Linked DNA regions of Mus musculus: region 2 is linked to region 1. Evidence: chromatin loops called from intact Hi-C (ENCODE). Cell type or tissue: gastrocnemius. All regions are shown on one strand. Links, peaks and the distances in the headings refer to the core of each region. The heading gives the core; the rest is flanking DNA. Region 1 overlaps Fgfr1 (fibroblast growth factor receptor 1). Region 2 holds the start of Gm24992 (a small nucleolar RNA gene).

Region 1 (15,364 bases), core at 3,083-11,082:
GTTGTGACATGGTGGCCCATGCCTGTAATCCCAGCACTTAGGAGCTTTGGGACAAGAGGATCACAGGTGAGAAACCTGGGCTACCCAGCAAAATTAAACACAAAGACAGACAAAACACTTGGCCATTGTGGTGCTTTAAAACTCACATCACACCTTCATTCTAATGCTGACTTCTTTACTTTGTGCCTGGCTTCTGGGTTATCCTTTCTAGCCATCTGTTTCTGCTAAGAGAAGACACTTAGCTATCTGGATGCAAAACTGGATAGAGAGTTTGAGTGACGAGTGTGAGTGGTTGCTGGGTACCTGCCCAGAGGTAGAAGCCAGGAGGCTGGTGCTTTCGTCCTGTGCCAGAGGTTATCATCAGTGTGCTCTGGGAACAGCTGCAAGCCAGGGAAGCCATAGGTGACAAACAGGTCCTCTTGAGGTACAGCAGTCTATATCAACATGTCTTGTTACCTCCCATTCCCTAGTGGCTGGACCTCCACTTGAAGGAGAACGTCCCTCCTTCTCTTTTGCTCCTGTCGCGCACCTTCTACCTGATAGATGTGAAGCCAAAGCCTATTGAACTTCCACCGAATATAGAGGTAAGTGCATGGATGCAGACAGAGCCTGGATGCCACCAGCACAGGCCTCTCCACCAATGTCTTCCGGTCAGAGCAGGCACTGCTTTGGGAATCTGGGTTAGCTGGCTTTTAGTACTCCTTATTACTTGTATCTTTTTAAGCTAATGGCTCCTTTTCTTTCCAAGTCCAATTGTTCATATGTATATAAATGTCAAAGCAAATAAGGAATAACTTAGAATGTTAACTTTTTTCTTTTTTCAACTCATTAATTTTTTTTTTAACCTGTAGTTTTTGGTTTGTTTTTTGTTTTTGGTTGGTTGGTTGGTTGGTTGGCTTTTCAAAACAGAATTTCTCCGTGTAGCCCTGGCTATCCTGGAACTTGCTCTGTAGCCCAGGCTGGCCTTGAACTCAGAGACCTGCCAGCCCCTGCCTCACCAATGCTGGGATTAAGGTATGCTCCACCACTGGCGGCTTTGTTTATGACTGGGAGCAACACCAGACTTGCCAAATTGTTTTGTGGTTCTAGGTTTTCTTTATTTGGTTTGTATCTCACTATGAATCCTTAATTAGCCTAGAGCCCACTATGTAAACCAAGCTGGTCTTGAACTCACAGAGATCCTCTTGACTTTACCTCCTGGATGCTAGGATTAAAGGCATGGGCTACTCTACCTGTGTTTGTTTGTTTGTTTGTTTGTTTGTTTGAGGACAGAGTCTTACTATGTAGTGCTCAGTATCCTAGAACTACATATTTTAAATCCTAAAATATAAATACTATGCAACTTTTGTATATAGGGAGTTCAGTATTCAAATACTAACTTACAGGAACATATTCCATGTAACTCAAGAAAGTCTAGTAGGCGTAGTGGTAAATGCCTTTGATCCCAGCACTTGGGAGGTAGAGGCAGGTGGGATCTCTACAAATTCAAGACTGGTCTGGTCTATATAGTGAGTTCCAGGCCAACCTTCACATTGAAATTCATCTCAAAACAATAAAAATAGAGGAAGATATAGTCAGGCACACACCTTTAATCCCAGCAGAGGTCAGCTCTAGGCCATCTAGACCTACATAGTGAGACCCTGCCCATACACATACCTCTCGCAAATGCATGCATTTGCATGCATGTATACGCGCGCGCGCGCACGCACGCGCGCGCACACACACACACACACACACACACACACACACCCTCTCAACCCCACATGCATACCGCTAGACAGAGGAAGGCACATATTCTTGTCCATGCTTCTGGGCCTGACTATTTATACTTGCATAATGTGTCCCCAGACTCCAAAGCCAAACCTTGGAATACCGACACCTCCACCCCCCGAGTCAAAGGAGAACCTCACAGACTCTGCACCTCAGCTGAAGGGAACGAAGGTTAGTTATTTCACTTTCTTTCTACATGATTAAACTGAAAAAAAAAATGATCAGACTTAATTTTCTTTTCCTCCAAACGAGATGATGGTGTAGCTCAGGCTGGTTTCAGGCTCCAGGACCCCTTGCCTCAGCCTCTCAAGGATTGAGATGACAGGAGCACACCCCCAGCCATTTCTCTGCATGTCTTATCCTCCCAGTGGAACAGAACTCATTGTATCCAATGCAGTACCACCTGGTAATAAAGAACATCAATAGCACTGCTTAATCTGATTCGTAAAAAGCTCAGCATATTGGACTGGGTGTGTAGCTCACTGGTAATGGGCTTGTGGAAAATGTGAAACCACAGCTTCCATCTCCAGTTACTGCCAGAAATGTTTTAAGTCAACATTTGATTACATGTAATTTTCAGATTTTTGCCTTTCAAACCCTACATAATATAGTTGTTACAAGTTCCTGGTATCCGTGGTAGATCCTGGTATGCACTGGCTTAAATCACTAATTTCTCAGTTCTAATGTTTAAGGATGAAGAATTTATACAACTGCCCCCAGTACCGTCATCACTCATAGCACCAGCAGCAACTATTTCCAAAGAAGCAGTAAGTAGTCTAGAGGAACCTCTCCCCAGGTATCTGGAAGGGCACTGGGGCCACAGCATCATGCATACCACAGAACACTACAAGAGTCTTGCTGCTATCCAGACAGGAATGCAGGCTGGACTCGAGCGATCTTATGGCCGCTACCTCTTCCCCTCAACTGTCCCGAAGTAGAGGGGGAAAGTCCGCACCCTGCTGGAGCAACCCAAGCATGGAAGTCTAGAGCTAATTACACTATAGGCAGATCCTTAGTTTTATGTGTTAAATGCAAATAGTTCCCACATGTTATCTAGTTTACATGGGCTTCTGATGTCAGGAAATACAAGCAGGAAAGCAATTAAAGTTTCAGAAAAAGACACGTAAATAGGACATTTCTGTGCCCACTTCTCCCATTTGGGCCAAGTAATTTGGGGGAGGTGAGAAAGCACAAGCAAACAGTAGGAAGGTCACTGGGGGGGGGGGGTGGGTGGCTGGGGACAGATGAACTGTGTGTGACAGGTCCACCGTAGGCTCATCTGTGATCCTGTGGCTGGGCTGGCACTCAGAAAGGGATTCCATGCTTGTTTGTATCTCCATCTTTATTACCAAAGCAGTCGTACAGGTCTGAGTCTGTGGCCCCTGTCTCGTTGCTTTCCTTTGGGGAAGGTGGAGCACGTTCACTCTGAATGTAGTTCAAGCTTTCCTGGAACTCAGGCCAGTTCTACTTCCTCACCAGCCTCGACAGGGATTACAGGCTCAACACACATGCACGCACACACACACATGCACACACACACACGTGCACACACACACGTGCACACACACACACACACACTGAGCCTGGCTTGTGGCCATTAGTTTGATTAAGAAGCTCAAAGTAGATGCTTGCAGAATTTAAACTGTTTGTGACCAAAGCCTAAAGTGTTGTTTTATATCCAGATCCTCCAGGCCAAGTCCCAGGAGACCTCACAGAACAGCAAGGCTGATTCCAAAGGAGCCTAAGGATCCCTTGAAGGTGGCGCTCCCTCTCTTCAGTCACTCCGCTCAGCAGTGGCGTCCACAAAGGAATTCCAGCTAAGACTGTCTGGCTTGAGATAAAGGATCAGCCATTAAGTCGTTGGAGGCCTTGTGACCATCCCAGAGATGCAAGCAGTGACACCAAGTTCAGGCCATTTAGAGAAGCTTAATTACAGTCCATCTCTACTGTATAATTTTGTCATCTTACTAAACGTTGCATAAAGACACTCCCACCAAGTTGTGTTCGAATGGCTTCCTGTTTGTGTGAACTTGGGGAGGGGACTGAGCAGGGGTGGGGGTGGGGCTGTGGTTTCTAGGCAAGCACTGGCATTGAGCTGTATGTATTCCCCTGCCCTTTCTTTCACTTTTGTAAATGGCAAGGTAAGATCGGAATTGCCCAGGCTAGCCTTGAATTTTCAGCCTCCCTCACCGCATCTCCCAAGTAGCTAGGATTATGTAGACTTTATGTTACCAGGCCCAATTGGATGTGGACCTTTTAAGAGGAAATATATTTCACAATGGAGTCAGCTTGGCACCTTAAATACCTCTCTCTGCCTCCTGTGGCTTGGAATTGTTAGCCAGAACATGGAGACTCCCCAAACCACCTTTAAGAGCACCTGGCCGGCCTTTGTAGAGGGACTCCTCAGTAGAACAGTACCGTGCCCGAGGACCAGGACGGACGTGCTTCCCAGGAAAGCACAACTTCTTAGAGAAGTTAAACAGATAGTGATGCTGGAGGGACTGTCCCGTCAGAAGACCACTAAATCCTGCAGAGGGTCAGTGTCTGGTTCCCAGCACCCACATGGTCGCCACGACCAATTTCTAACTCCAGTTCTACAGAATCCAGCAACCTCTTCTGAACTTCACAGGTACCATTCATGGTGCACACACACACACACACATATATAAACAAAACACTTATATGCCAGACCGTGGTGGCACGTACCTTTAATTCAAGCACTCTGGAAGGAGAGGCCGGTGGCTCTTTGTGAGTTGGGAGTCCAGGCTGGTCTACAGAGTGAGTTCCAGGACAGCCAGAGCTACACAGTGAGACCCTATCTCGAAACAAACAAGACACAGACATCTCCACCCACTTCCCAGGCCTTGAACTCAGGAGTGCTGGGATTATAGGTGTGTGCCACTACCACATAGCCAATGAACTCCTTAATCATCATTCAAGCAACTGGACTACACCCCAGCCCAGAGCATGTACCTCCTCAAAATGCTCCCTAGTCATGGAGGACCAGTCCCACCCAGTGTGCTAATCAACTGACTTCTGTAGGCTGTGTTCATACACCACTCTGGGAAGCTGCCATTGCTCTAATCTAAGGTATCTCACAATACAACTTCCGTCTGGAAGTGGTGGGTTTTTAAACTTAGTGCATACTATAGATGTGTAATATGGGAAAGGGATTAGCTACTTAACTGGCTTAATCCTCTCATCTCCCTGATGCACGTGGATTCCTTCTGGCCTTCTCAATGAGCAAATGGAAGTAGTTAAGTCATGGAGTCTGGCCATTGAGGACTCCACCTGTGCCCCGACCCACCCCACTCCCATCCCCCATTTTACTTTTTTGGAGACAGGGTATCACCATGCAATCTTGGTTGACCTAGAACTCAATATATAGACCAGGCTGGCCTTGAATTTAAGAGATCCACTGGCTTCTGCCCCCTGAGTTCAGGATTAAAGACCATCACCTTTTGTTTTCAAAATTTGGGTTACTAGGCCATAACCCCAGGCTGACACACATACTTTCCTTTAGAGAGCCAGTTTCAGCACACCACTGGAACCTCCGACAGCACGGCAATTGAATGCATTGCTTCTGTGCACCAGGACATGCACGTACCCAGCAGGCAGTAAAGATTCTGAATGCTGCTGTGTGTCAAACAAGAGGGAACCAGTTCCAGAGTCCTTCATAACTTCAGTGTGTTCTGGTTCGTTTAATTTCCTTTTAGACAAGAGTCTCACTGTGCATCTTCAGCAGGCCCTGAACTCACGATGTAGACCAAGTTGTCCCTGAACTCAAGATCTACCGGTCTCTGCCTTCTGAGTCTGGGATTACAGGCATTCACTACCAGGACCAGCCAACTTCAGGGTTCTTGCTGGTCTACTCCCTTCTTGGTTTCTACATGCCATGTTGCTTCAAAGCCCTCCATTCTCCCTCCCAGCTATTTCCTGCATATGTGGTGGAACCAAGCTCTACCAGCTGCTAACAGCTGCTAACAAGCTCATTGGGTACAGTTTTAAGCTCTAACATGCGCCTGTAGCGACATTAGACACAGCACACATTCTACACAGAATTGTAATAGTTGTTGCTGCTACTTAATAGTATGGCCCTGCACTTGTGCCATGTCCAATTCTGTACAAGACATATTGGTCATGTCCAGAGTCTGACAATGCTATATCCAGGCCAAAAGTTCCCGCTTGCAGGTAGGTCTGTTACTTCAGAGGACAGTGGCTCTGACAGTATAACCTAACACTGTCTGTGTGTAGGAGGATATTTTAGCTTGCTGGCTCCACCCAGTGGCAGTTGATAAACAGAGTTCATTACCATTAAGGCCGATTTCTTACTTCATCTATGTTCAATCTTACTTACCTGAAATCGATACATTACATTAACAGAGCCAGGGGACTGATGGCCTTTAGCCTATGGCAATTAGAAAAGATGGGGAAGCAGTATTGATTGATGCCTGGGCCATATTTTAACCCCCAGGAAACCAGACAGATGCTGTGCTCTGACAGTAACATCTTCATTCTGTAAGCTGGGTTCCCCCTCCCACGAGACCTAATCTGGTCCTCTAAGTGAAATAGCCATTTCATTTCCCTTCATGTCAATGTCACTACTTTCTATTTGATAGCCACCCCTGTCCCAGGGGCCGTCTGCGGGCAATCTGAATAGTAACAGAGGGGACTTCAGTTCCTTCCAGTTCCTAGCTCCTCTCCTTGAGTCACACTAAGCCCTTTCTGTGTTCTCCTTCCATCCACACAGCAGTGAGTCAAGTAGACCTGAGGCAGAAATAATGTTCAGTTTTAACAAGAGAAAGAAAAAAAAAAAAAACCACTATGATACACGGTCTCCAAGAAAATGAGTTTGTGCTAAATTCATTCCCTAGCCCTCTTTGCCAAATGATGTCTTCTTTCAGCATAAAAACCATTCATAATATTTTGACAGTTACATGTGTACAGAGAGAAACAACGATAAGAACTCTTATGACAATGACCCAAACCACAGCTGCCAAAACTGCATTTAAAGAAGCAGCCCTAACCCCTACAGATGAAATCATACTGAACAGGTTTGTATTCAGCAGACCCAGAAAAAAAAGACCAACCAACCAACCAAACAAACAAACAAAAAACAAAAACAAACCCTCTAAGGCTTGAGTGGTGTGGGTTTGAATAAGAGACCAAGGTACCAAAGCAACCAGCAGGTGGCAGAATTGAGTTGCCAAGTTGACCCCAACCAAAGAGATCGTTTTCTGTTTCCTGAGGGATGGGTGGAGTTTGTGAAGGAAAAACTATAGGAAGCCAAGCTCAGGGACAGACCCAACTGGGTAACAGAGACCAACAGGGAAGGGGAGGATATTTACAGGAGAGGAATATGAGGAGTAGGTTGGGGAAGATAGACAAGACATCTGAATGTACAGGGTCTAGGGTTTGGGTTTCTGTCCAGTTCTACCCTCTGGCTAACCTCATCCTCTCACTCTCTCCTCCGAGGAAACAATCAAGTGTGCGAGCTTGGCTCTCTGCCCTCAGGACCTCAGTCTTCTCCTGCTGTTCCCAATGCATCGGGAGATAGAAGGCTTGGCTGGGAGGTCTGGGGCACAATCCAGGAGACAGAGGTCATGGGGGGCAGGGGGAAGACCAGCTCATGGCCCTTTACCCCCTGTCTCCCTCCTCTGCGCTGGACACCTGCTCTCTTTTCACACGCCCAGGATAAAAATGAAGCAGCAGCAATTTTTTATTGAGGGAAACCTAAACTGAAAATAGGTTTAAAACATAATTTAAAAAAATAAAACAGCAAAAGTAGCAAAAAAATATATGACCTTTTAAAAAACATTTTCCTTTTTTTTTTCTTTCTGTTCGTTTGTTTTTAATATATAGCAACGGATGCTACCCTGGGCGTCTCCCCCATGGGTAAATCTCTAGTAACGACCCTTTTTAAAAAGACATGTAAATATATACTCAAGATTTATACACTTTGTGTTTTTCTTCATAGCTATGTACAGAGCCCCAAGTCTAGGGCTCAGCCCAAGGGCACATCACGGCTCCCAGTCTCTGCCTCCCTGTCTTCTGGTACCAGGCAGGTATTTGGTCAGCAAAGCAAATTAGTATTGGAATTAAGAAGCTACTGGTACCATCCATCTGGAGCAGAGGTTGCCTTCGGTTAAGGCCTAAACAGAAACCTCACGGCTTCCAGGAGCCCCAAGGCCCCTGCCGCCAGAACAGAAGGGGCTGATGGGTCAACAGGAATGCCCCGGATGCTCCACTTGCTTCCGCTCTGCACACCTCCAAGCAGTGCCAGGCAGCGGGGCGGGTCTTGGTCCAACACCTGGGAAGGAGGATGCGGCCGTCGGCAAGCACCTGCCTCTTGGCTCCTCTCTCACACAGCAGGCTAAGAAGAGGGAGAAGAGGGGTCTTGGGGGTGATGGAGGGGGAAGGCCACAACACAGGAAGGCCTCAGTCAGGCACTGGCTCTTGCCAGCGGCAAAGGAGGAGGAGAAAGGCAGTGTGTCCAACAAGGGGATTGTGGGTGAGGGGCACGGGTGACGACGGAATGGGAGAAAACTGGGGACAGGGTTGGTAGTCAGCGCCGTTTGAGTCCACTGTTGGCAAGCTGGGTGGGGTGTCGAGGCAGACAGGGCTCCTCAGGTAACGGCTCATGAGAGAAGACAGAGTCCTCCCCTGAGGAGCAGGTGGAGCTCCGTGTGTCGGGAAAGCTGGGTGAGTACTGGTCCAGCGGTATGGACAGGTCCAGATACTCCTGTGACAGAAAGGGATCGGTGGGTGGCACCCAAACCTTCCCAGGAGCCTATGTGACAGAGGCCCAAGTTCCAACCCCGGGGGACAGCCCTACCTGGTTGGAGGTCAAGGCCACAATGCGGTCCAGGTCTTCCACCAACTGCTTGAACGTAGGTCTCTGAGAGGGCACTGCATGCCAGCAGTCCCGCATCATCATGTACCTGAAGCAGGATGGTGAGGTTAGAGAGAGAGGAAGGACCAGGGCAGAGCTGGACCAGAGGGCTTGGGGAGGGATGGACAGGGAGGCCACTTCTCCCAAAGAGACCTTTCAACCCCTGCCCACCATGCTCCTGCTTCCTTCAGAGCCAGGCTTGAGACCTCAGGAACCTCGAATAAGCCACCATCACCTGAGGAAGCTGTCCCAACATCCAACCCAGCTTGCCAGTGGTGGATCCAAACAGTGCCGACTACTAACCCCCCATCCTTCCCCTCTAGCCTATGCTTACAGCTCATTGGTACAGTTACTGGGCTTGTCCATTCGATGACCCTCCTTCAGCAGCTTGAAAAGTTCCTCCACAGGCACACCGGGGTATGGGGAGCCACCCAGAGTGAAGATCTCCCACAAGAGCACTCCAAAAGACCACCTACAGGGGAACACGGTTCCACGGTGGCTTAGCACAGAGTCAGGCTGCCCTAGGAGTTCCTTCCCAAGTCCTCAAGAAGTTAAGAGTAGTAGGTGTGCATCTTGAACCTTTCTCACCTCTTCAGGGACCTTAAGTTCAGGGGGGCAGAGCACAGGAGACAAGAGGGCAGCAAGAGACTATACTATGCAAGGAAGCCGGAAGCACACTGTTCATGGGACAAGACAATGCTACCCCTGCCCCAGTGATGGAATAAGATTCCCACCAGTTTAGCATGCAGGGCCCTTAGAATTCTTTCTCCTGCATATCCCAGGCAACTGTGTATTTCAAACTCACACATCGCTCTGGTGTGTGTAGATCCGGTCAAACAACGCCTCAGGGGCCATCCACTTCACAGGCAGCCGGCCCTGCAAGCAGCAGCAGATGTGTATAGGCGGGATGACACAGAGGACTCACGGGGTGAACGGAAGATGACGGCGCAGGCAGTGAGTTGACAAGGAGGTGGGAGCCAGGGCATGGGACACGAGTCCACAGCCCATCCTACAAGCCCTTTTATGTTAGACCACTCAACCCCACACGAATACAGCAAAGACATCGAAGCAGGATCGAAGTGGGCACGAGTCTAGTGGTGTGGAGCCCCACGCCGCGCCAAGCAAGAAACTTACGTTGGTGGTTTTCTTGTAGTAGTCGATATGATGAATGTCTCGAGCTAAGCCAAAGTCTGCGATCTTCATTACGTTATCCTCGGTCACCAGGACGTTCCTAGCAGCCAGGTCTCGGTGTATACACTGCAGAGAGGTGGAGACCAGAGGAGATGACAGCCCTGAACTGTCACTTACCCATCCAGTCCCCTCTACTCCAGTACTTACTGCCACAGCGGGCAGCGGGACCGTGTTACCTTGAGGGTCTTCTGCCTTCACACCTCTATACCCTCTAGATTTTCCCAGATCCTCTCGACGACCCCTCCCAAATATTCTTTAATTCCAGACACCTCCAACTGTAGCCTTCTCAGTCACTGTAACAAGCCTGCCTTTATGCCTTTTTTTCTTGATCCTAACCTCTAGCTTTTAGATTCGTACCTCCAAAGCAGACCACCTGGGCCCATGATAGGTCTGTGAGGTGTGTGGGTTGAGCGTCGCCCTCCCTGGCCGGGCACGCCTGCTCAAGCACTGAAGCCGTGCTCAGAATTTTCACAGACATAGTTAATTTTATCGTCACAATAATTCTACTATGTAGAAATAAGTACTCTTATTTTGTATCTGAAGAAATATGGGGGCTGGAGAGAAGAGAGTGGTCTGGAGGCTCTTCCAGAGGTCCTGAGTTCAATTCCCGGCACCCATGTGGTGGCTCACAACCATCTATAACAGGATCTGAGGCCTCTCGTCATGTAGATGTACATGAAAGTAGAGCACTTATATACATAAAATACATCAATAAATATTTTTTTCAGCTTTTCGAGACAAGGTTTCTCTGTTAGTTTTGACTGTCCTAGAATTTGCTCTGTAGACCAGCTTGGCCTCAAACTGAAGAGATTGGCCTCTGCCCCTTGAGTGCTAGGATTAAAGGCTGCACCACCGCCACTGAGCAAATAAATGCATCTTTTAAAAAATTAAAATTAAAATTGAAGAAAAAGAAATACAAGGCTGAGCCAGGCGTGGTGGTGCACGCCTTTAATCCCAGTACTTGGGAGGCAGAGGCAGGCGAATTTCTGAGTTCGAGGCCAGCCTGGTCCACAGAGTGAGTTCCAGGACAGCCAGGGCTACAGAGAAACCCTGTCTCAAAAAACCAAAAAAAAAAAAAAAAAAGAAAAAAGAAATACAAGGCTGGGTTCAGTGGCACATGCCTATAATCTATAATCCCAGCCCTTGAGAGACCAAAGCAGAATAATTATAAATTTCAGGCCTATCTGCCCGAGTCTACGCAGAAAATGGTTACATAGACTCAAACCTAATTCAATCTGATCCCAAGACCACAAGGCTCTCCTAACTCTGAAAACCTAACACAACACAAGGGGCCAAGCTCCATGCACCCACAGCTCTAAAGATTAACAGGTGTAAGCTGGGGACAGATATAGTAGCCCGTGTTAACATCCCAGCACCAGAGAGACTGAGGCAGAAGGACCATGAATCAAGGCCGGTGTGGACGATATAGCCACAAGTTGGAGTGCTAACTGGATAAAGTCCCACCCTGCCTCTTGCGGGGAAGGATGCATTCAGTCTCCACACCTTCTTAGAGGCAAGATACTCCATGCCCCGAGCCACCTGATAGGCACAGGATACCAGATCTTTGGAAGACAGCTGTTCCTCGGGGTTGTGGCTGGGGTTATAGCAGTACTCCAGCCCAGGAGGCCTCCGGGCCTGTAGATACTCCCGGAGATTGCCTTTGGAGGCGTACTCCACAATGACATAAAGAGGACCTGAGAGCAGAGAGAGAGAGAGAGAGAGAGAGAGAGAGAGAGAGAGAGAGAGAGAGAGAGAGACACCACAGGTCAGGCAATAGGTCAGGGAGGGGAGCTGCGCCTAATGGAGGCCCCTCCTCCTGATGCCATAGTCCACTGTCTCCCATGCCCGGTGTAAATGTTTCCCTGCCGCCTCCAGAAGGGAACAGGTAAAACCATTCTTCCCGAAGTATCCAAAAGAAGACTCCCTCCCAGTATAGGCCAGAAAGTTCCCAAGCGAAGCTGAGGGTAGGTGCCCTAATGTAGACTCTATTAACATTACTGTCCCTTTCACACTGTGAATCTGGGTGTTGGTAAGTAACCTTAAATGAATGCCAATCAGGCTGGCCCAGCTCCTGAGCAACGCATCAACCCCCCTGGCAAGGCAGTTTCTCAGCCGATGCCCAGAGGCCAGAGCTGCCCCAGGAGCCGCCTACCATCCTGTGTGCACGCTCCCAGAAGGTTGATGATATTCTTGTGCTTCCCAATCATTTTCATCATCTCCATCTCCGAGATCAGATCCGACAGGTCCTTCTCCGTTGCGTCGGCTTCCCATGCAAACCAGAGAGCGGGGTGAGGTGAGGTGGGGTGGGGGAAGCGGATCCCGGAGGAGCCCCCTTTTCTCCAGGACTCCCTTCTTTCCTCCCACTTCCCTCCCAGGAGCCACTACTACCATGTAGTACTGAGGGTAGCTGGAGACACTGCAAGAAAAATCAGCCCGTTTGTGGGACTAAGAGGACCACCTGGGCCCAGGACAACATTAAGAAGCAAGGTGAGATTTAAACACGTATATTGCTACATCCTCCTCGGCTCCGGTAGTGACAGTGTGAGCCGTGACTGCATCATAGGATGTTTTCGACTAGGCCCAGACCCCACTTTGCTTAGAAAGGAAAGAGACGACTCTACAGGACACAGGAGTTCCACTCACACTTCAACATCTTCACGGCCACTTTGGTCACACGGTTGGGTTTGTCCTTATCCAGCCCGATGGCCTCAGCCAACACCACCTGCCCGAAGCAGCCCTCGCCAAGTGGTTTGCCTAAGACCAGTCTTGAGTGGGGGATAAACAGTGAGTGACAGTTAGGACAGGACAAACGTGCGATGACAGTCAGGGCTGGTAAAGATCAACATCCCCAAACTCCATTTATTAAGACAGGGTTACTCTGGGTAGCCCTGGCTGTCCCGGAACTTGCTCTGTAGATCAGACTGGCCTTGAACTTAAGAGATCTGATCTGCCTACCTCTGCCTCTGCTCCTGAATGCAGGGTAGACAGACATGCCTGCTTCTGCCTCCTGAGTGCTGGGATCAAAGGTGTGTGGTACCATCACCCGGAAGATTTTTTTTTTTTAATATTTTTTTTTATGTATATAAGTACACTATAGCTGTCTTCAGATGCACCAGGGGAGGGCATCGGTTGTGAGCCACCATGTGGTTGCTGGGAATTGAACTCAGGACCTCTTGGGAAGAGCAGTCAGTGCTCTTAACCTGCTGAGCCATCTCTCCAGCCCCCCAGAGCAAGCTTTTATAGGACAGCTCAACCCTGTTTCTCCTGGTACACCACTCAGCCAAGAGCAGGAAATAGCGAAGCTATTTCTAAAGACATCTCATGTACTTTCACTGCCTAGAAGGCCTTAGCATACACAACAACATGGGAACTTGGCAGTTCATTTTAATATTTCTTGCAAGAGGGGTCTGCGGTGGAAAATTACAGAACGGCCAGAACAAAAGCCTGGGGGGGCGGTGTAGGGTGACTGTGGCAGGATTTTCTCTGCCCAATTACATTAAAATATTAGTGCAGCAGGAAGCCTGCTGGACAGAAAAAAGGGGGGCAGAGCGAAGAGTTGCAGAGACAGAGAGCCACTCAGAAGAGGGGGAGGAGAAGCCAAGATGGAGGCGGGCAGACAGGAAGAAGATCCTGATCCCGCGTGGTTTCAAATAGCAACAGGTAGTTATAAATATCATATAGGGACAGAATAATTGGGATAACTTGTCTGATCTAGGTGGGCAGCTTGTATCACTTACCAGTTGGTTCTGAAATGATTGTGTGGGCATCTTGTGAACTGAAAATTTATTGATATATAAATCTGCCTTGTTAATTCTAGAGTTTTGCTTTACTGGGTTACTGAAAGATGGGACCACCGACCACAGCGGGATTATGGCTGAGAGGGCACGGGTGGCAGGCACTGAGGCAGTGAACCAGAGCTGGGAAGGGAAGACTGCGATCGGACGCTACATGGAGCTTAGCTATGGAGGCAGCGGAGGTGGGGGCGAAGAGTTGCTGGCGCAGGAACTTGGCGGTTCATTTTAATATTTCTCGAAACTGGGATCCGCAATGGAAAACTACAGCAATATTACCTGTCTCGTGGCAGCTCCCAGCGGGGATCCTCAGGGAGCTCATATTCGGAGACTCCAGCCAGCATGGGGGTCCCGCTGGAGGAGAGCCGTGAGGGCCGAACCAGGAGAACCCCAGAGTTCATGGATGCACTGGAGTCAGCTGACACCTGTAAGGAAGAGTGGGGTCACCCTTCTAGCAAGGAGAGGGTGAAGTGGTAGCCAACTCCTCCCAAACCCCCAGCTTGGTTTTTTAACCACTGGACAGACTTATTTCCATACCTAACAGTGTGGCGGAAAAAAAAAAAAACAAACAAACAAACCAACCAACCAACCCCATAAGGGCAGAAGCTCTGACTGAGGAATTTCTACCATCAAAACGTCCTTCCAGGGCTGGCAAGATGATGGCTCAGTGGGTAAGAGCACTGACTGCTCTGCCAGAGGTACTGAGTTCAATTCCCAGCAACCACATGGTGGCTCACAACCACCCATAATGAGATCTGACACCCTCTTCTAGTGTGTCTAAATACAGCTACAGTGTACTTATGTATAATAATAAAAAATAAATCTTTGGGCCTGAATGAGCGGGGCTGACCAGAGCAAGTGGGGCTGACCGGAGGAAGCAGAGGTCCTAAATTCAATTCCCAACAACCACACAAAGGCTCACAACTATCTGTACAGCTGCAGTGTACTCATATACATAAAATAAATAAATAAATCTTTAAAAATAAATAAAAGTTTTTTTTTTTAAAAAAAAAAAAAAAAGTCCTTCCATAGCCAGGTGCTTGGTGGTGCACGCACACACACCTTTAGTCCCAGTGCTGGCGGGGGTGGGGGGTGGGGTGGGGGTGGGGGGCCCTGAGGCAGGCAATCTCTGAGTTCAAGGCCAGCCTGGTCTATAAAGTCAGTTCCAGGACAACCAGGGCTACACAGAGAAACCTTGTCCTAAAAAAAATTAAAAGACAAACAAACAAAAAGTCTTTCTGGGTTCCATCTTACTCACCTGATCACTGAGCACACCAAACAGACCTCGGTGAGCTTCCTGTTTTCTAACAGAACTAACGGCTCTTTTCTTGTCCCCACCACTCTGCAAAAAACGCTCCACCTCGGGTTTACGGATTCCTAGTCCCTAAAGGCACCTTTCTGGGTCAGCCCTCTTCTGAGGAAGGATTAATCTTTCACACGCCTGCACCTTCCAACCCGTTTCCTCCCACCATGTCTCAGGTGACAGAGGGAGGTCTTTGTGGCTGGGGTACAGGGTGGACAGGCATAGAGCCAGAGTTGGTTTATAACATTCCAATGTGTCTGGTCCAGAAGTTGGAGCGAAGTCCAAAGTGGGAGATGAGGAGCCAACCAGGAGGGTAGGAAAGGGAGCGGGCCCCAGAGGCCCAGGAAGAGGAGGCGGCAAGACAGTGGTGAGCCTGCAAATCCCCCATCTACTTTCTGTTACCTGTCTGCGCAGAGG
Region 2 (15,364 bases), core at 4,239-12,238, 52 kb before region 1:
CTACTACCCATCCTCCCTGCCCCTCCTCTCTAGTCCTCTCATCACCCCTCCCCTGGTCCTCCCCACGCCTCGGAGTCTCCCTCTACTCCCTCACTGGAAGCATGTAATACGCAGCTGCTGCATGCTCTCTCCACCAGGAGCAGAAGCTGCTCCCACTATGTCTTCTCACCATAATGAATATACCCTCTCAAAGTCCAAGTCAAAAGAAACTTAACACAAGACACCTTCTAACCTCCTTCTGCTTCTTCGTAGTCTGTTTTTCCTTATAACATCTAGTCACCTCTAAAAAGAAACTCCAATCATTCAACTTATTCCCCTCAAAATCCTTTAACACAACAAGGAAAATGAACTATTGCTACAATCAACAATGAAACACTCATAAATGTCACGCTGAAGGCTGTGGTCATTTGCCTATATGCACAAGACTCTGGGCTCTATCTACACGGCAAAGGTGCAATGGGAGAGAGATGATGGGACTTTATTCTGTTTAGTTTTTGGTGGGGTTTTGTTGTTGTTTTTTGGAGACAAGGTCTCACTGTATAGTCTTGGCTGGTCTCAAACTCATTCTATGGACCAGGCTAGCCTCCAACTCAGAAAGATCTATGTGTCTCTACCTCCCAAGTGCTGGGACTAAAGGGTGCATCACCACACCTGCCATGGCTTTGCTGGTGCCGCCTCCTTTAGCACAGAACAGTAACCACTTCGTGCTCCCACTATGTCTTCTCACCATAATGAATATACCCTCTCAAACATGAAGCCTCAGCATCGACCAAGACTCCCTGCTGCTGCACTCACTGGCTTCTCGGTGGTGTTTCAAATGTGCCATGTTCCTTCTTGGCACACTCTGGGATCATAGGAAATCGCCAGGTGCCATATAGGTGCTGAGAACTGAACCTGGGTCCTCTGGAAAAGCAACTAGTGTTCTTAACCAATGAGCCAACTCTCCAGCCTCACTCCACTGGGAAGTAAAGGCAGGCAGTTCCCTGTGAGTTTGAGGCCAGCTTGTTCTACAAGGGGAGTCCAGGACAGCCAGGGCCATGCACAGTGAAGTCTCAAAAAACAAAAATTAAAAACAACAAAACAAAAATCATTAAGAATGGGCTGGAGAGATGGCTCAGTGGTTAAGAGCACCAACTGCTCTTCCAGAGGTCCTGAGTTCAGTTCCCAACAACTACACGGTAGCTCATAACCATCTGTAATGGGGTCTGATGCCCTCTTCTGCTGTGTCTGAAGACAGCCACAGTGTACTCATATACATAAAATAAATAAATCTTTTAAAAAAATCATTAAAAAGCAAAGAGATTTTTTTAATGACAAGCAAGGAGAACATATTTTCAAAGCACAGCTAACAATGGGCTTTATCTCAGGAACTAGTTCTAGGTTTGTTTTATGTGCTTGAGAGAGGTGAACTTCACACTGTTGTACATATAGGCTTGTCTCCAACTCGTGTGTATGTGCAGCCCTCAGCCTCCCAAATGCTAGAGCTCCAGGTATGTGCCACCATGATTATACTAGGAACAATTTCTTACTACTCGAAGACATAAGGGGCTCACTAAAGGTTTCTCAACTGAAACAATAGTTTTAAAGTCATCCTAGGGGGCTGGAGAGATGGCTCAGGGGTTAAGAGAACTAACTGCTCTTCCAGAAGCCCTGAGTTCAATTATCAGCAAACACATGGTAGCTCACAACTACCTGTAATAGAATATGATTCCCTCTTCTGGTGTGTCTGAAGACACCTACAGTGTACTCACATATATTTAATAAATAAATAAATAGATAGATAAACAAAGTCATCCTAGACTACTATTACTATTCTATTTTTAAATAAAATAGAAAACAGAAATATATATAATGATGATTGCCTTAGTTACTTTTCTATTATTTGACAAACACCATGACTTATTAAAAAAAAATGTCATTTAACTGGTTGGATGGCTCATAGGGTAGAGTCCATTATAGTGGAGCAAAGACATGGCAACAGGAACAGATGAGACCTAACTAGATCCACAAGCAGCAGGCAGAAAGAGTAGCTTGGAGAGTTTTGAAAATTCAGAGCCCAACCACAGTGACAAGCCTCCTTCAATACGGCCACACCTTCTTGTCATTCCCAAACAGTTCCAACAACCAAGTAGCAAGACTTACTGGGGGTTGGGAGAGGTGCGCGGGGATCTTATTCAAATCACCAGAGATACATAACGGCTACCACTTTAAACAAGTTACTAGCAAATATTGACCACAGTGAGATACCCATGGCTCAGAGTGTGATGAGCCAGCACGGCAAAAAGCTCTGAAGTATTTTTTCCAAGGCTAAGAAGAGAAATCTAAGAAAGAAATGACACATGGAGCCTGTAAGATGGCTTGGCCATTAAAAGTGCTAGCTCTGTACGCTTGACAACCTGAGTTTGACCCCCAGAATCCACAGAAAGGTGAAGGAAAAAACTGATTCCACTGTTTCCTCCTGATCTCTAAACCTCTAACTACACATACATGCATGTGTAGGTAATATCTATATAGACATACAGAGATAGAAACAGGTAAGGAGATGATACATGGATGTATGGATGGACAGATAGGTGACAGACAATCTTTGAGTCCACTGTGCTGCTTTCATGTACATGATTTCAAGGTTTTGAGTTTTTTATTTTGTTTGGTTTGGTTGTTGTTGCACTAGATAACCCAGTAGGTGTTCATCTGTGGGAGAGACTACTTCTCCTCCTCTGAGAGTCAGTACTTGCTTGTAGGTGGTTTCTAAGGTAGGGCCCTTTGAGAATTCCCCTTCCTGTTAACATGCCTGTCAGTACCTGCATTGTTTGGGTCTTGTTTAGGCAGTCATACTGCTGTGTTATTGTGGTTGCAGCTTGTCATTTCTAGGAGACAATCTTTTTGGTTTGTAATTTTGTTTGTGGTGCTGGGGTTGAACACAGGGCCTTACACATGCTCTATAACTCCCCTATCTATACCTCCAGCTGCAGCTACTTACAGGAGAATCCCTCGCCCTGAGGAAAGGCAGACTGGATAGGAGGTGCGCTGCTAAGCATGACGTGGTGGGGTGGACACAGCACAGGAGATGACTGAGGAGTACAGGCTCTGCCACTTTTTTTTTCTTGGTTTTTCGAGACAGGGTTTCTCTGTGTAGCCCTGGCTGTCCTGGAACTCACTCTGTAGACCAGGCTGGCCTCGCACTCAGAAATCTGCCTGCCTCTGCCTCCCGAGTGCTGGGATTAGGAGTCTGCCACTTGTAAAGGACACCATGAGTGAGTTTGTACTTGACCCCGCAGCCAGGGAACTAGCTTTATGTTGCTTCTATCCAGGATCTTAATCACATGTTCCTTATTCTGCAGCTTGGTATGGATGGACAGAATGACCTGGCCATTGTGCCTGGGGCTTCCCCAAAGGCATCCCACGTACCTGTCTGGAGCTGTCTGGCTGACAGCACTGAGATCAGACATACCGGAACAGCCGCCAGGAGACTGTCCCCAGGACCCCTCAGGGCAGCCCATTCAGGCAACAAACGTGCTCTTCGAAGACACTGCTGTTTGTGGCCACTGCATACCAGGCCCCATCAAGAAAGGGACCTGCTCAGTTTAACTGGCAGCAGACTCCTCCTGCCGTCCCCGTCCCCCAATTCAAGGCAGGGTCCCACTGTGTAGTCCTGGTTGGCCAGTAATACATTATGTAGATCAGGTTAGTCTTGAACTCAAGAGATCTACTTGCTTCTGCCTCCAGAGTGCTGAAATTAAAGGCTGATGCCACAATACACAGCCCTCCTTTCTAAAAGTTTTAAAGTTCTTAAAGTAAAAATTAAGAAAATATTTTGAGTTTTATATTTCCTTTTGTATGTAAACATGGAAGGTCAGAGGACAACTTTCAGGAGATGGCTCCCTCCTTCTACTGTGTGGGTCCCATGGATCAAACTCAAGTCAAGCTTGGTAATAAGTGCCTTTACCTGCTGAGCCATCCTGGCAGCCCATGAACCAGTTTTGTTTTATTTTGGTTTGACAGGGTAACACTATGTAGGTCTGGCTGGACATAACTCACTGAAATCCACCTGCCTCTGCCTCCCTGTGTTGGGATTAGAAGCCTGTCACACTATACCCAGGATATTACTCTATAGTGGTTTTTATACATGGACGAGCCCACAGCAGACATATGGATTGATGCCATGATTAGAACCTCACAAAAGAGGACCCAGTCTCTTTTGTTGACTGACACACACTGTTGAGCTCGCTGCCCAGCTAGAAGGCCAGCTCTGGGCCTAGGATTTTAGACTGCTTTCCCCATGTCCCTAAGCCGTTAGTTTAGTTTATCTTTAGTTCCCTTTTCTAGAATCTGTTTGCCTATCTTATTCAGGGTTGCAGGAAAAATTAACACTTAATCCACACACAACACTTAGAACAGTGCCTGGTGTAATTAGCCTTCAGTACCCCTTCGCTATTACTTGGTACAATATTGTATTCAAAAGAAGTAAGCAGAAGGGGACCAGAAATCGCACTGTATTGCCACTGTTGTTAAAAAAGACACTGAGGAAGAAAGCATGTGAAGGGGGGGGGGGGGGCTGAAACCAGGAAAGGCAGGCTGGGGCACCGAGGGAGTTTCTCACCCTCTGCATTCAAACCCCCTGTAGAGATGACTTAAAATTCTGACATCTTTGTGACCTAAATAAAACCCAGATAAGGGCAGTCCACCTAGGATGGGGCTGTACCCTGGTGGTAGAGTACTCACCTGGTACGTACAACACCATGGGTTGGATCTCAACGCTCTATGTGTATGTGTGTGTCTGTGTATACAGATGTGCATATGTATATACATGCAAACAAATCTTAATTTTTAACTACTAAACATAATAATAGTAATAATAATATTGATATAAATAGTTAATGAATCCAGGGTTGGAGAGATAGTTCAGTGGTTTAGAGTACTTGTTGCTCTTTGCAGAGGACTCCAATTTGTTTTTCAAGACCCACATGGTAACTTATAATCAACCACCTGTAACTCTAATGTAGGGTATCCAATGACTTCTTCTGACCCCTATGGGCACCAGGCACACAGGTAGTCTTCATATGTACATGCAGCCAAAACATTTAGACACATAAAGTAAATGTTTTTAAATGTTTAAAAAATAGTATCAGTTGAGCGTGGTGGTACATGCCTTTAATTCCAGCACTTGGGAAGCACAGACAAGTTGATCTCTCTCTGAGTTTGAGGCCAGCCTGGTCTACAAAGGGAGTCCAGGGCACACAGGGCTATTAGAGAAACCTTGTCTCAAACAACAATAAACCAAACAAACAAAAAAAAGAAATAATTAATATCACCAACAGTTTAGCAGTTTACTCTATATCAATCAATATTCCTCTAAATGTTTTATATTCATTACATTATTTAAGTCCTACCCCAAATATTTCTCTATAAAAATACTATTACCCACACTTTTCAAATGAAATGCCAAGACCATATCCCCCCCAAAACAGTGAAGTTTTCAAATACAAATTTTGCTCAATAACATCAGCTCTTTAAGAGCAATTTTATTTCCCAATTCATAAATATGTGAATTAAAAAACAAAAAACAAGAAGAAATCAAGCAGTCCACAAACTGCACGCGCGCATGCGCACACATGCACAAGCGCACGCACGCACACACACTCACGAACACACACCCTTCCTAGAGTTAACAGTTCCATGGGAGACTAAACAATTGCATCACTTCACCTAGATTTTCCTTTAAGATAGGGTCTGACACAGCTCAGGCTGACCTCAAACATGCTCTACAGTCAAGAAAAACCATAGACTTTGAATCCTCCTACCTCCCACCATACCCTAATTTTATGCTGAGCTGGGTATCAACCCTGTGCTTTGTGTATGCTAAGTAAGTACTCTACTAAGTGACCTACATCCCTAACCCTGTAATCTGTACTTTTAAACAGATAAATGTAGTATTTTTGAAAGATGGCAAGGTGCTGGAAAGATGGCTCAGTCAGTAAAGGGCTTGCTGGGCAAACATGAGACCTGAGTCTGAGCCCACAGACCCATGTGAGAAGCCAAGCATGGCGGCACACTAGGGAGAACACAGAGAGACACCAAGGTCTTGCTGGCCCAAAAACCTAGCCGAGTTGATGAGTCCCATGCTCTATGGGACGCCCTGTTTCTTTTTTTTTTGAGGGAGGGTCATTGAGGATGACACTAATTATTGACCTCTGGACTTCACATGCACATACAACAAATAAACATGCACATGCACACAAACATACATGCACTCGCATTAAAGAGAAACTTGATAAAGGCTTTTTAGATTTCTGTTACAGCTGCCCATACAGTTTCAGAGCAGTAGGGAGAAAAGGGGATGGGGTGGGGAGAAAGGAAGAGAAGGAAAGAGAAAGGAAGGGAGGGGAGGAGAGGGGAGAGGAAGGAGGGTTGAAAATTATCAACAAAAGTTGTAAACTCTTATTTTTCTCCCAATTTATTTATGGGAAGAGTAACAATTTTAAAAAGTATATCTGGGGGCTGGTGAGATGGCTCAGTGGGTAAGAGCACCCGACTGCTCTTCTGAAGGTCCAGAGTTCAAATCCCAGCAACCACATGGTGGCTCACAACCATCTGTAACAAGATCTGACTCCCTCTTCTGGTGTGTCTGAAGACAGCTACAGTGTACTTACATATAATAATAAATAAATCTTTAAAAAAAAAAAATAAAAAAAAAATAAAAAAAAAAATAAAAAGTATATCAAGCCAGGGATGGTAGGTCACATGTTTAATCTCAATACTCAGGGTGCAGAGACAGGTGGATCCCTCCGAGTTCCAGGCCAGCTTGGTCTACATAGCAAGTTCTAAGACAAGCAGAACTAAATAGTGAGACCCCGTCTCACAAAAGAAGGGGAAAAAGAAGAAGAAGCAGAAAGAAAGAGGATCAGATTCTAAAGTCAAACTAGAGAAACAGAAAAAGAAAGTAACCATATTATGTATTTTAAATGAACAGCTTTAAGATAAAAGTATCAACTAAGCATTAACATGTTAAATGCACAGTTAAGACAACTAATGATTGTCCAACAGGATGGACAATCTTCTTTGGTAGTGTGTACATTTGCTGGACTCTACCTTACTGACTTACATGCTAGATCATATACATACTCATTTATTTCAATGTTAACCTCTTCTCTTTATATTTGGTTGCACTTCAAAAGTCTTTCTACTGATCACCACTAAGACCTTTCAGAATCAGAAGTACCCGTAAGATGCCATATACTTGACCCATTTCTGTTTCAAACCACTTCTTAATCCTTAAGTATGTTAGCTTGTAAACCTAAATATATTGCTTTGTAGACAAAGTCCTTCTTAGGCTCCCCACTACCTAGAGAAGGTCTGAATATGGTGACAGACCCTCCAGGCAAGGCCTACCCTTCCTTGGCTACTCTGAAGGCTCTCTGCTCTAGCAGGGGAACACTAGGATTGCAGTTCTCAGGTGACACCTCTGTGCCCTAACTAATGTAAGCTCCTACATGCAGTGAGCCCCCTAAACACCTCTTTTCCTCTTAACTTTACCCACCCCTTGAGTTCAGACAGTGCTCCAAAGAAACAGCTACAGGAACAGAGTTAGTCTGAGCAACTCTCCTGAGTTCCTGTGCATGCCTCTTAGAAGAAACACTGAACTATCTATTTATGTGAATTTTGTTTTCTTAAGATTTGTGTATTTTGGGGTCTGGAAAAGTAACTCGGTGGTTAAGAGCACTGGCTACTCTTCCAGAGTATCCTGACTGGCTTCCTAGTGACTGACACACATGTGGTAAGTAGACACACATGCAGACAAACATCCACACACACAACATAAAAATATTTATTTAACACTTATTAAATATTTATTTTTTAAGTGTGTGTGTGTGTGTGTGTGTGTGTGTGTGTGTGTGGTAGAGGTGCTTGAGGAGGCCAGAGGATCCAAGCAACTGTAAACTATCTAATGTGTGTCCTGAGAATCAAACTCAGGTCCTCTAGAAGAGTAATACACACTATTAGCCACCGACCTTTCTTACTTTTACTATTTACTTTTATGTGTGTGAATGCTTTGCTTGCATGTGCGTCTGTGTACAACACGTATGCAGTGCTCAAAGCAGCCAGAAGAGGGCATCAGATCTCTGCAGCTAGAGTGAAAGAACTGAACCATGTGGATGCTGGAAAATGAACCAGGGACTGCTCGCTACATGAGCAGAGTTTGAGACCATCCTCACCTCCAGTTCCATGAGATCCTACAATCCTCTTCTGACCTCGTTGGGCACCAGGCATATACATGGTGCACATACATATACATACATAAAACATTCATATATATTAAATAAATAAACCTAAAAAGAAATTTAAAAAAAGAGCTGTTGAAGGCCTTTCCATGAATTTGATTGACAGCTGCTTACCTTGCCACCACCAATATTCCTTTTAGTCTAACCAAAGTTCCCTAAATTTTAAGTCCTCTAATATGGTATAAAAAGCTTATAGAGGGCTGGTGAGATGGCTCAGTGGGTAAGAACACCCGACTGCTCTTCCGAAGGTCAGGAGTTCAAATCCCAGCAACCACATGGTGGCTCACAACCATCCGTAATGAGATCTGACACCCTCTTCTGGAGTGTCTGAGGACAGCTACAGTGTACTTACATAAAATAAATAAATAAATATTAAAAAAAAAAAAAAGATAGGACCATAAAAGGGTGACTCCCACCTTAAAAAAAAAAAAAAAAAGCTTATAGAGAGAAGTTAATATAACCAAAAAACCATCTTAAAAACCATCGTATAAATGCATCTACTTTAAAACCCTGTTATTAGTACTATAGAACTGAAACTCACAACAGTTTCCACAGTCAGTCAATGGAATCAGCAAGAACATGAGAACTACTCCAGCAGATATAATCCAGTGTATTTAAAATAACCTCACTATAATGACTAAAGTATCCAATGCTAACACATTCTCTACACTACTCAGAACAGGCCCTTTATTTTATCAGGAAAAACAAAAATTCAAGATGTTTTTCATATGAACTGTTTCACAGAGCATTTCTCCAGGTTTATAATAAATCTAGTCCTAAAGTCTTTCCACAGCAACAAGAATGGAATGTGTGCAGCTTATGGAATTGAACCTACTACGCTGATCCTCAGAAACCAGGCAATCTTAGTATTTGGCCACCACTATGGCAAAAATAAAAAGCAACTGAACCGACGACATCTAGCCTTGAAAGAATGGACAGTCACCTTTAAAAAACAAACCGTGTGAAATCTTTGAAGTACACAGAGCTACCATCCTTTTGGGGTTCTGTGTTCAATCTCTGTACAGATATGATTAGTGTGAATCCAGAACTCTAAATTACAAATGTTGAAGGTAGGTGTAGTGACACTGGCCTTTCATCCCACCACTAGGGGTTGGGGGTAAGGCAGAGGCTGGCAGATCTCTGAGTTCAAGGCCAGCCTGGTCTACAGAACGTGTTTCAGGGAAGCCAGGGTTTCACAGAGAAACTGTCTTGAAAAGCCTGTAGTAGGAGAGTAGTAGCAGTAGTAGTAGCAGTAATACACTACTTTTGTATTGCCCACTTTGATTTCATAATTTAAAATTAACTTGGTAATGTAACAAACCTGCGTTTAGGACAATGGAAGTGTGCTATTTTGCTTTATACCTATTTTAAAACTAGAAGCCACCCAGCAGCTAATAAATAACAACAGAAGGGAAAGTCAAGTTCTACCGGTCCAAATTACACCAAAAGCTAACCTTCTTCTTCTGTAACTCATATGGTCTTTTGGTTTTTAGTTCTGTTAGATCCCCTGCCTCAGCCCCCACTTCGAGGCTCTTGTAGGTTGTTTCTACTCAGAGTTTAACGTGTTACCATTAAGCTATAAATGGTGATGGAGCTCTTAGAATAAATAATAAAACCCCACAGGATTCTAAGAACCTGACCACACCTCCGCAGCACCAAGAAGGAAATGAATAATAATGTTTACCTTCACAAAAAGCAGCTAGAATTGATAAGCATCTCATCTATTTCCCAGAGATGAAAGGCAATACCGGAATTTGGCACAGTAACTTCAGTAGAAGACCAATCTTTCAAACAGAATAGATCCTCCTTGAAAATGTTTTGTGGTAACTACAAATTTTCGAGTGGCAGTGGCTGTTCTATTTGTCTGTTGATCATTCTGCCCCAAGAGAGCAAACACTAGATTATAAGATTTACTATTTTGCCAAGAAACAAAATGAACTGTTTTCAGTGACGTTTTATATATGCATATACAAAACTCTGGGTACAAGTATCTGGTTTCTGATTACAACTTGGGCATTTTCTCTCAATGTGTGAACCCTGTGGTAATGCAAACACGCATTTAAACCTTTATCTAACAGCACTCTCTCTTTCCAGACACTTTGTAATCTTTAAGTTTTCCTGTGGCTTTCCCCCCCCCCCCCCCCCGAGACAGGGTTTCTCTGTATAGCCCTGGCTGTCCTGGAACTCACTTTGTAGACCAGGCTGGCCTCGAACTCAGAAATCCGCCTGCCTCTGCCTCCCGAGTGCTAGGATTAAAGGCGTGTGCCACCACACCCGGCTCCTGTGGCTTTTTGAGACATTTTGAGATATCAAAGTTTATGGTTTGAAAGGAACTTCTACCAAGCCAGAGTTAGTAGCACAGACTTTTATCCCAGCACTTGGGAGGAGGAAGGTGGATCTCTGTGAGTTCCGGACCAGTCTGGTCTACATAGTGAGTTCCAGGACAGCCAGGGCCACACAATGAGACAAGACAGAGAGAGACAGAGAGGAGGGAAGAAGGGGAGAATGAACGAGTGCCTATCATTTTGGTTGAGGCTAAATGAAAATTAAAGGCTTTGACTTATAGGAAACTTTCCCTGAATGGCTTTCTAGCAATCATTGTAATAAAACAGTATTATCCCACAAAGGCACTACAGCCTTTTCCTAAGAGAACTAACATTCTGTATTAGTAGCCTTATCTGTGGATCTTCACTAAAGGTACTTTCCAAGGTAGCCTTTCAAAAAAAAACAAAAAAACCAACTAAGCTGATGACTAATTTCTGAGTTTAAGTGCAAAACCTACTGGCTTAAAAAAATAAATAACTGGGGCTGGAGAGATGGCTCAGTGGGTTAAGAGCACTGACTGCTCTTCTGGAAGGTTCTGAGTTCAAATCCCAGCAACCACATGGTGGCTCACAACCACCCATAATGAGATGCCCTTTTCTGGCACGTCTGAAGACAGCTACAGTGTACTTATATGTAATAAATAAATCTTTGGGCCGGACAGAGCAGGAACTGAGAAAGCAGGGCCGACCGAAGTGAGCGGAAGTCCTAAAAATTCAATTCCCAACAACCACATGAAGGCTCACAACCATCTGTACAGCTACAGTGTACTCATATACAGAAAATAAATAAATAAATCTTCAAAAAATAAACAATTAAAAATTAACAAAAATAAGAGCTGGGTTGGAAAGATGGCTCAGACAATAACGGTGTCCTCTGCCGAGCCTGACCTGAGTTCCATCCAGGTTGGGGGAGAGGAGAGAACGAATTCCTGTAAGTTATTCACTTCACATTTTCATGTGACTTTACTCACTTTTCAAAGATGTAAATCATGTCTAGTTAGTGAAGTTCCAACTAACTAGGATTTCCTGATCCTAGCACAAGCTCTCCCCCTAGCTCAGTCTCAGATAGCTGGACTACCACAGCACTAGGCCTCAGACTTTGAGAGAGGTTTTTTTTTTTAAGTTTTTATTTTACGTGTAATAATTGGAGCCTCCTGACTGATGCTCTAGATATAGAAATGATGGTTGTACAGCCTGTAAATATACTAAAAGTCACCCCACTGTACACTTTGAAAGAGAAGTTTTAGCCAGGTATGACAGTGCATGCTTTAGAAGATGATGTCTGTTCTGTGAGAGACTGGAGAGGCAGATAAGAAGACTTCTGTGAGTTCAAAGCCAGCCTGGTCTACATAACGAGTTCCAGGCTAACTACAGCTATATAGTGAGACCCTGTCTAAAATAAAAATTAATTAAAAATTTAAAAGCATGAGTTTTAATAAGCATGAATTATGTCTCAAAAAACCTCCCACAACTAGACACATTTTTCTTTTAAAAAATTAAGTATGTATATTTCACAATAAAATTTATATTATCCATCCAAAGAATTGCTGGTTTCAATGTACATGGTAAATGTGCTGAAAACAAAATCTCTTACATTTATCGTTGAGGTCCAGTAATTAAAAGGTGAAGTAGCAGAAAGGGCTAGAACAAAACGATATCTGAACACAGTCACAGAGTCTGCCTGTGTACAAGTAACAGGACTGAGGCAGCATAGCAGAGCAAGGGACAGCCAGGTAAGAAAGATGTGGAAACAACTGTTCACCATGTAGATGAAGACAGGCAGCACTGAACTGGCCATAGTGGCACACAGTTAATTCCAGCACTCAGGGGGCAGAGGCAGGAGGATAGCTGTGAGTTTGAGGCCAGCCTTGTCTACACAAGAAGCTCTAGGATGGCCAAGGCTACACAGAGAGGCCCTATCTCAATGAATGAATGAATGAATGAATGAATGAATAAATGGTGACATCTCATCATACAGATAAATGATACACCATGTAGACTACAGAGCTATTATAAAAGGTAAAACAAAGGCTGAAGAGGTGGCTAGGTGATAAGAGCATGTGATGTGAAAGACCCAGGTTTGATTCCCATCACCCACATGGTGGCTCACTACTTTCTTGGACACCCAACACTCATGTGGTACCTAGATGCACAAGCAGGCAAAATACACATAAAATAATAAAATAAAATTTAAAATCTTGTAAAAGGTAAAACAAGAATATTTAGGAAGAGCAAAAGATTCCCTCTTTCTGATTTTCATTGTCTCTTTGTTTTGTTGGATAGGGTCTCACTATGTGGCCTGACTGGCTTGAACTCTCTATGTAGACCAAGCTGGTCTTGAACCCATAAACATCCACCTCCCTCTGCCTCCTGAGCTTGAATACTAACAGACTGCTTTTCATTCTCTAGGCATTAGTAAGAACCTCTGTTGGGAGCTGGAGATAGATGGCTCAATGGTTAAAAGCACACACTGCTTTTCCAGAGGACCTGAGTTCAATTCCCAGCAACCACATGGTGGCTCACAATCGTGTGTGATGGGATCCAGTGCCTTCTTCTGGTGCGTCTGGAGACAGCTACATATGATCACAGCACTTTCTGGAGGCTGAGGATCAAGGTCAAAGGAACATGGTGGTCTACACAGATAGTTCAGGCCAGCCAGCATTACATAGTAAGATACTGTCTCAAAGAAACAAAACCCAAAGACAATGTAAGACAAATAAGTACTTGAGTCAGTCTGAGTTTTCACTAGAGTGTGACAGTGAGGGCCACAGGTGAGAAGATAAGCTGCAGTCAACGCAGGCTGTGCCTCCTGCTCGCTCTCCCAAGTCTGTCCACTGCCTCCCACTCACTCACTGCTTATGCTGGAAGAGTCCTTACCTTAACCAGAACATGTTTCCTAACTCATGGTGCTATTTCCAGCATTATCCATCTCTGACCATGCTTTACAGCATAAACAGTAAGCAAAAAGACATGTGTGGCTTGACTAAGAAATGTTCCCCCAAGGCTCTTGTATTTCAACACTGGCCCCCAGTTGGTGGCATCAGAGGAGGGTACAGTAGCACCTCAGGGTAGAGAGCACTGCTAGAGAGAGGGCTCTGAGGATTAAAGCCTCGCCGCACTTCCTGCTTGCTCTCTCTGTTTCCTGTCTGGGATATGTCATCAACCAGCTTCCCAGTTTTCTCTCCATGCTTCCCCAACCATCAGGGACAGCTTGCCCTCTGGAACTAAGCCAAAATAAACACCTCCATAAGTTACCTTTGGTCATAGTATTTTACCACACGGGGAAAAATGTAACTTAGGCGGGAAAGATGTGGCTCAGAGGTTAAGAGCATTTGTCGCTCTTGCAAAGGCCTATAGTTGGGCTCCCAGTATCCACATGGTAGCTTACAACCATAGCTCCTGTTTCAAGGGATCAAATACCCTCTTCTGGCCTCTGTGCATACAAGGCATACATACTGCACACATACATACATGCAGGCAAAATACACATATCTCAATAAACAAACAAACAGAGCAGGATTTAACCTTAATAAGCCTTTGTATGCCTCAGAACAAATCAAAAAAGCTGAAGCCCCTGATACTGTGGCACCAGCCTATGTAGTCAGAGACCTGCAGGGTCCCATTTGCCCTCCACCATGTTACCTTTTCTCTCTCAGCCACCACTCAGTCTTATGATTCCATTCAGGTGTTAATACACTCCAAGTGGCCTTAAAATGCCATATCACATGTGCTCTAAGCCAGGTCAAGTCCTCCTCCACTAACAGAGCATTCTACATTTACATTCCATCACAACACTAAATAGTATAGGAAAGAGGTGTGTGTGTGTCTATGTTTTTGTGTGTAAAGTAAGCATGATCTCAAATATCTACACAAGAAAGAACACTAGAATACTTGACTCCATAATTCTGAGCACCCACTGCTGTCAATTACCCTTTCTAGTCTGAGAAGGTCCAGGGAAGACTCATGCCAGCTCCACCTTCCTTCCCATTCTGTTACTACTGTAACGGGAAAGAAACCAAATGTTACAACCCAGCAACCCCTCCCAGCCCCAATCTATTCAGATTTCTCTAATAGCGCAAGTGTTTACTATTAGACACTGAGCTAAGTCTAACAGTAGAGAGGTGAAGACTCAGACAAGGTCCCATAATCCTAGAGCCTACACTATTCGGGAGAAGTCAATACAGGGAACACTGGGGGCAGAGCTCCCAGAGCAGTCCTGATGAGAGCAGCGCTTCCTGTGGAGTGCCTGCATTATGTCAAGTCCTGAGCACTAGAGATAAAAGATAAACAAGACAGACTCAGTCCCTCCTGGCAGTAAATATCCAGGCTAAGACAGTGAAATGTGGGATATCACACACGTCCAGGCTGAGAAGAGCCAAACGGTTCTCTGAAAGCTGACAGTAGATAGCACTTCAAAAAACTTCAATGAAGAATTTTCAGAGCTCCTCAGTATTATAAATACCAAATTGGCTTTTGAAATGTTTTTTCTTGAAATGCTGTGAAATCAAACGAGATGCATTTAATGAAAACGCACCACACAACTGGGGATGGAAGGGTAGGTACCAGAAGCTAAGGGGAGAATGAAGTGTGTTTAGGAACACTGGAGTGAAGATCCACAGCTAACTGCAGCATCTGGCACAGTGCCAATAAATTAATTCTGATAGAAAAACACTAAAGGGACACAGGGCTGGATTAACCATTAAAATATCTTATTACCATTAAGTGTGTTACCGATATGCCACTAGATGCTTGTAACATGAA

The links. Hi-C counts contacts between places; a loop is a spot of excess contacts. Peaks named below come from ENCODE experiments on the same cell type or tissue, not always from the same donor. Only the 100,000 strongest peaks of a DNase experiment are listed, where the experiment ranks them.
Region 2: it touches region 1 in a loop (7-fold over the local background); 17 of 42 quality-filtered maps call a loop at or near these places.

The regions. Positions count from the first base shown.
Region 1 is chr8:25,566,893-25,582,256 of GRCm38, reverse strand. Fgfr1 (fibroblast growth factor receptor 1) reads right to left here. Exons shown (of 18, transcript NM_010206.3): 9 at 15,344-15,364; 10 at 13,924-14,069; 11 at 12,497-12,618; 12 at 12,006-12,116; 13 at 11,357-11,547; 14 at 9,797-9,919; 15 at 9,468-9,538; 16 at 8,997-9,134; 17 at 8,606-8,711; 18 at 6,539-8,512. The coding sequence ends at 8,336. Letm2 (leucine zipper-EF-hand containing transmembrane protein 2) reads left to right here. Exons shown (of 11, transcript NM_001364069.1): 8 at 471-584; 9 at 1,849-1,941; 10 at 2,463-2,537; 11 at 3,453-3,767. The coding sequence ends at 3,515. Among named protein-coding and RNA genes, the nearest start is that of Gm16159, 18 kb to the right of the region's middle. In gastrocnemius, for the core only: CTCF peaks have their summits at 6,057 (motif pointing left) and 6,943 (motif pointing right); DNase peaks (open chromatin) are centred at 6,022, 6,971, 7,287 and 8,444; H3K27ac peaks cover 844 bases.
Region 2 is chr8:25,620,184-25,635,547 of GRCm38, reverse strand. It overlaps Gm24992 (a small nucleolar RNA gene), which reads right to left and starts at 3,598; the gene lies at 3,469-3,598. It also overlaps a transcript of Nsd3 not described here. In gastrocnemius, for the core only: no CTCF peak of the experiment used is centred there; a DNase peak (open chromatin) is centred at 8,108.